Linked DNA regions of Homo sapiens: region 2 is linked to region 1. Evidence: read pairs that join two places in POLR2A ChIA-PET (ENCODE). Cell type or tissue: Panc1. All regions are shown on one strand. Region 1 overlaps SH3PXD2A (SH3 and PX domains 2A). Region 2 overlaps SH3PXD2A (SH3 and PX domains 2A).

The links. Peaks named below come from ENCODE experiments on the same cell type or tissue, not always from the same donor. Only the 100,000 strongest peaks of a DNase experiment are listed, where the experiment ranks them.
Region 2: POLR2A ChIA-PET joins it to region 1 with 15 read pairs; 9 of 35 experiments call an interaction of 5 or more read pairs at or near these places.

Annotation. Positions count from the first base shown.
Region 1 is chr10:103,756,983-103,759,482 of GRCh38, reverse strand. The region is part of intron 3 of SH3PXD2A (SH3 and PX domains 2A); the gene reads left to right. Among named protein-coding and RNA genes, the nearest start is that of SH3PXD2A-AS1, 11 kb to the right of the region's middle. RefSeq lists a silencer at 1-112 and an enhancer at 2,243-2,500. In Panc1, no CTCF peak of the experiment used is centred here; DNase peaks (open chromatin) are centred at 152 and 1,042; H3K4me3 peaks cover 681 bases; H3K27ac peaks cover 2,500 bases.
Region 2 is chr10:103,849,030-103,851,529 of GRCh38, reverse strand. The region is part of intron 1 of SH3PXD2A (SH3 and PX domains 2A); the gene reads left to right. Among named protein-coding and RNA genes, the nearest start is that of SH3PXD2A, 5.3 kb to the left of the region's middle. In Panc1, no CTCF peak of the experiment used is centred here; DNase peaks (open chromatin) are centred at 1,139 and 1,471; H3K4me3 peaks cover 874 bases; H3K27ac peaks cover 1,653 bases.

The DNA.
Region 1 (2,500 bases):
GGCTTCCAGAAAGCCCTTCATCCTAATAGCTGAGTTAGTCCCATGCATCGCTATCCATATCCCCAGGTTGATGAGTCCTGGAGAAGTGAGATTGCTTAGGGAGAAAAGTGAATCTATAACCATAATCAAGGTAGGCGTTGCCAGCCTGCAGACAGCCTTGTGACCTTATGAGCTTAGAGGTATATTTTTAGTCAGCAGGCATGCTTGCTTCTTTTGTACTGACTCGCCAGTTTACGTAACGGCCCTGTAATGAAGAGGCAGTTTGGAGCCACAGTGCAGAGGGTGCTGGGTGAATTGCAAGCATGTTCTCCGGGGCCTTCCTCTCCCAGCCCCCAGAGCCCTGTGCAGAAGATCCGGTATTTGTTCCAGCATAGAAGGAAGCAGGGGGAAGGGATGTCTTTAACTAGAGCTGGTCCGTGGCCCGCTCCCTGGGCTATAGGTGTCTGTGTGTGTCTCCACCAGGCACCAGCTGAGAAAGCCCTTCCTGAAGGGCCCTGGATGCTATGAGGGAGGTTGTGGCTCAGAGATTTCACCAGACTGCAACCCCCAAGGAAGAGAGGTTGAGAAGTTTCTGGGTCCCACAGGTGACCTGGGATGTCAGGAAAAGCCAAACTATGTGATGGAGAAGGAAAAATAGGGTCTGTTGGTAATTCTGGGGTTTAAAAAGGTCAACAAGATTATAGGCCTGAGAGGCACCGTGTGCCATCTTAAACACAGCTTTCCTCCAACCTCCACTGGAGGTATTTTGTCTTCTCTTGATGTAATTACTGCTTCCCATCCCCAAAAATCAGTCTCCTACTCTGTAATCTGGACGGGCAGTTTTCAGGGCCTGCTGTCAGCAGCTGACTCTGAACACAGCGTGGAATAGCTACATTCATTCCTTTCTATCACAGATATTTATTGAACACATACTGTGTGCCAGCTGTGGTCACTGGTGATATGACTGAGAACAAAGTAGGCCTGGTTGTGGTTCTCAGGAAGTTTACCTTCCAGTGTGGGAGTCAGAAGACAAATAGATGAGCAATTTCCAAGAGTGATGAGTGCCAGAAGGAAAAATAACCAGGTCATGTGGCAGGTGCTACAGCTCAAGGCATCTGAAATTAGATGGTCACAAAGGGCTTCTTTGCAGAGGTGACATCTCCACTGAGTAGGTTTGGATCATCAGGGCCCAGGGGTGCCAGGCTTGGGGGGACAGCAAGAACAGTAACCTTAGTCGGACCACCGGTATATGTTTGAAGAACAGTAAGAAGTGTGTGGAACAGTGAGGAGTGCTGAGTCACCCAGAGACAGCTGGGCAGACAGGACTTGTGGAGCCAAGACACTCCAGAGCGGCTCCACCTGTGTGTTTGTGAGCTGTGCCATCTGGCCCAGTCACACGGACTCCAGGCTCTGTAGCATCATCTGTCAAATGGGTTGATCATGGTTTGGTGACATCGCAAGCAGTTAATGCATGGAAAGCGCTGTGTGGCGTGCAACGGGAGAGGACTGGTGCCGCAAGCCTGTCTGTGCTCGTGGTGGCTTTGCCGCAGGACACAGATGTGGGATTTCCTTTGCCCTCCCCACTCTGTGCTGAGTCAGCTCTTCCCACTGCAGCCCAGGCCGCAGCCCAGGCACAGCCTCACTTCCTGCAGTTCTTTCCCGGCCTGTGGTAACTTGCAAAGCAGCAAGGAGCTTGTTTCTAAAGAGCAGATGACCCAGATGGCTGATCTGGGATGAAAGGTGGGGATCCGGCCTCTGATCACATGGCAGTGTCACTGTCACTACCTTCCAGACTCCGAGCTGCAGACCCTCCAGGTCTTGCAGGGAGTAACAAGCTTTGCAGGGGTCAGCCACGCAAGGGGCTTTTTTACTTTTGAAATGTAGATCAGTCTCCCAAGCCCTTCCCCCGCGACATCCCCACATTCCAAGACCAGGAAAAGAGCCAGGCCACCTTGTTACAACTTGGTATGTGCCTTCCCAATCATTCTAGAAGGGAATCAGCTCCTGAACACCTACCCCCAACCCTCCGTCCTGGATGGATTGTATCCTAGGTATCTTCCCCAGGAACTTTCTGATCTGGGCCGAAAAGCCTGTCTCTTCTCATGGTCTCAGTCAGTCTGTGTCATCTAAGACGCAGAAAATGCACCCGGGCCTGGGTCTCCAGAGTCCTGGATTCTAGTGCACCCCATGCTAATCACCATGGCACAAAATTGAAGAAGTTAAGTTTGAGCAATCAGGGATCACCTTGCTTGTTGGCAAAGTCACCAGAAAGTGACAGGCATGATTTCAGGGCTCGGTGACACTCCTGTCCTTTACCCTCCACTCCCTCCCCCTGGAAATACATCCTTTCCTTACCTGATGCCTAAATGTCCTTTTACAAGGTTGGATCCTTTCCCTCCATGCTGAGAGAGTACAGTTATACCCTGGTGTCCCCAGGGTTGGTGCTTCCAGCCAACTCATACTCCAGCGTAGATGGCAGACTGGATGGTTACTGAGACCAGGGTTGATAGAGGTGAGAGGG
Region 2 (2,500 bases), 92 kb before region 1:
TGGATATAAGGTGGGGCCCTTCTCTTCAATTAGAATCCGGGCAGGAAGGCCAGGCTCAGCCCTGTTCCATGGTGACAGAGCAGTACAGGGTTGTCTTTAGGACTGCCTCACTGTAGAGACATCTACCATGTGCCCTGCAGGTGAGTTCATGGTGGGCAACGCAGGCGGGTCACTGTGAGGCAGGAGGAGTAGAGCAACTTCAGGCTGGTATCTGGTCCCCAGTAATGCTTAGGGTAATAAATTAAGGGTTGACCTTGTGGACATAATATATTCTTCCTCTGTTTAGATCATCCCAGATTTTATTCTTGGTCCTGGGAGCTACATGCTTAGGAATTGGCCCCAAACTCATTCATTTCTGTGCCCTTCTTTTTTTTTTTTTTTCTCAGCCCTTAGATTGTGACTCCAGCCCCACAGGAATGAGAATGTGCAGCCACAGCCTGCAAGGGTCTTTTTCAGGGCCAGTTCCATTATGGAATGAGTATGGTGTTGGGCAGATCAGTGCTTGAATCCTACCTGTGGCACTTCCTAGTTGTGCAACCTTGGGCTGTCACTCTGAGCCTCAGTCTCCTCACCTGTAACTTCACAGGGCTCTTGGGAAGTTGGCCTGAGATAATTTGGGGTAGTGTCTACCCAGTGCCTGACCTCACCATGGACATGCACCATATACTAGTTGCCATCTGCTGTTCCTGATCACCAAGGCACTGCAGGTGATTTAGGACCCAATCGGTCAATCTGAGAGAAAAGGAAAGACTGAGGCAAGAAGGACGGCCCAGCTTTTCACAGTCTGATGGGGAAGTGGGTTACACGCCCCATGGAAAACACCCAGCCTCCAAGAGGAACAGATAAACACAGAGCAGCTGTTCAGACCTGGAGGGGTTCCTGGAGCTGAGCATTGGGATCTGGTGGTGGCTTTCTGGTAAGCTGGGAAGAAACAGAGGTTAGGAGAGAAGGAAAGAGGTTGCTCTGGGTAAGGGCAAGGTCAAATAGGATCCTAGCCCCAAGGTCAGCACCACACATGGGTTAACACTCTTGCCTGCTCTCTCTGTCCCTCTGTCTCTCTTACACATGCACAAGCATGGGAACGGTTTCTTCTCTGGGGAGGGAAGTGATCGAGGGGTGATTCACGGGTCTGACAAGGCTCCCTGCTCATGGAACAACCAACCACACCCTTCAAGGCTGTTGGAACAGGGAGCACAGCCAGCCATTTATCGCAACCCTGTGTTGAGCTGAGTGAGGGCTTTTGGGGGGCAAACCAGGGTAGAAATTACCATGTGTGGTGGCAGGCAGAGGGGAAGGGAAGAGAAGGGAAAAATAAACCTATTTGATGTCAGAGGAGACCGATTCCAGCCCAGAAATACAAGCCCCAGCTGCTGCATTTTCCAAAGAGATATTCCGGGGCCAGCATGAGTTAACTGACCGTGGAGGCTATGAATTAGGGAAGTGTTGTTAGGACTTCTGACTTTGGGTTTGCACAGCAGTTCCCTGTAAATTGCCTTCTAATTGCCTCAGCCTGAGTCACTGACCAGACTATTTCTTGGCCAGAAAAAGTCTAATGGGCAACTGTGTTCTCTTTTACCTCTTAATTAAACAAAATGAAACAAATAATAGAGTTATACACATGGTAGTCCCACTTACTCCTCTCGAGTTCTGAGAATCCAGGAAAGGGATAGTAGATTAGGATAGGGACCCAGGGGACAGGAAGGACAAGGGGTGTGTGTGGGAAATGAGGTGGAGATTCTGGCTTTGGAAATAGGTTCTGAGTGAGGGCCAGAGGTGTTCTCTGCCATGACAATTGCCAAAAATAATGGAAGCGCCCAATAGAGTGATCAGGGCTTCCAGAGGCGGATTCCCAGAGCAGCGTGCTACTTCCTGCCTGGCCCGGGCTTCTGCTGCCTGTAGTGCAGCCAGTCACAGGTGGGCAGGTGAATGGAAGGTCAGGAGCCTAGCTGTGAAGGGGATGGGGGTCACATGAGGATCCCTCTTGTGCCTCTGGGTAACCCCCAGGCAAGTCACCATATCAGCCGCAGAGACTGAGCCCCTGCTGTGTGCATGGTGCCGGTCAGAGTCCAGCAAGGCTGTCCAGACCCCATAAGAAGGGGGAGAACTAACATACAAGCACCTACTATGTGCCAGGCAATGCAGAAGATGCCTTTAGAGGCGATTTTACTTGAACCTCATAACAACCCCATGCGGTTAGGTAGGTGTTTTTATTCCCATTTTATAGATGGGGAAATTGAAGCTCGGAGGGTTCGTATCATTCTACTCAGAGTAATTCTGTGGCAGGGCTGGGATTCTCACCCTGGTCTCTGACACCCACATCTGTGAGTGCCACTTCTTCCCCATCAGAGCTGGCTTGGTGAGAGAGAAAATAACCAGTGAGTCCAGGCAGCACCACCTGGGGATGAGGGGTGCACCTGGGAGGCTGTGTTGTCCCAGAGCACCTGTGTGCCGTATCCCTTGGCTGAGCATTGGGATATCCTGGCCCCACCACTCGCTGCCG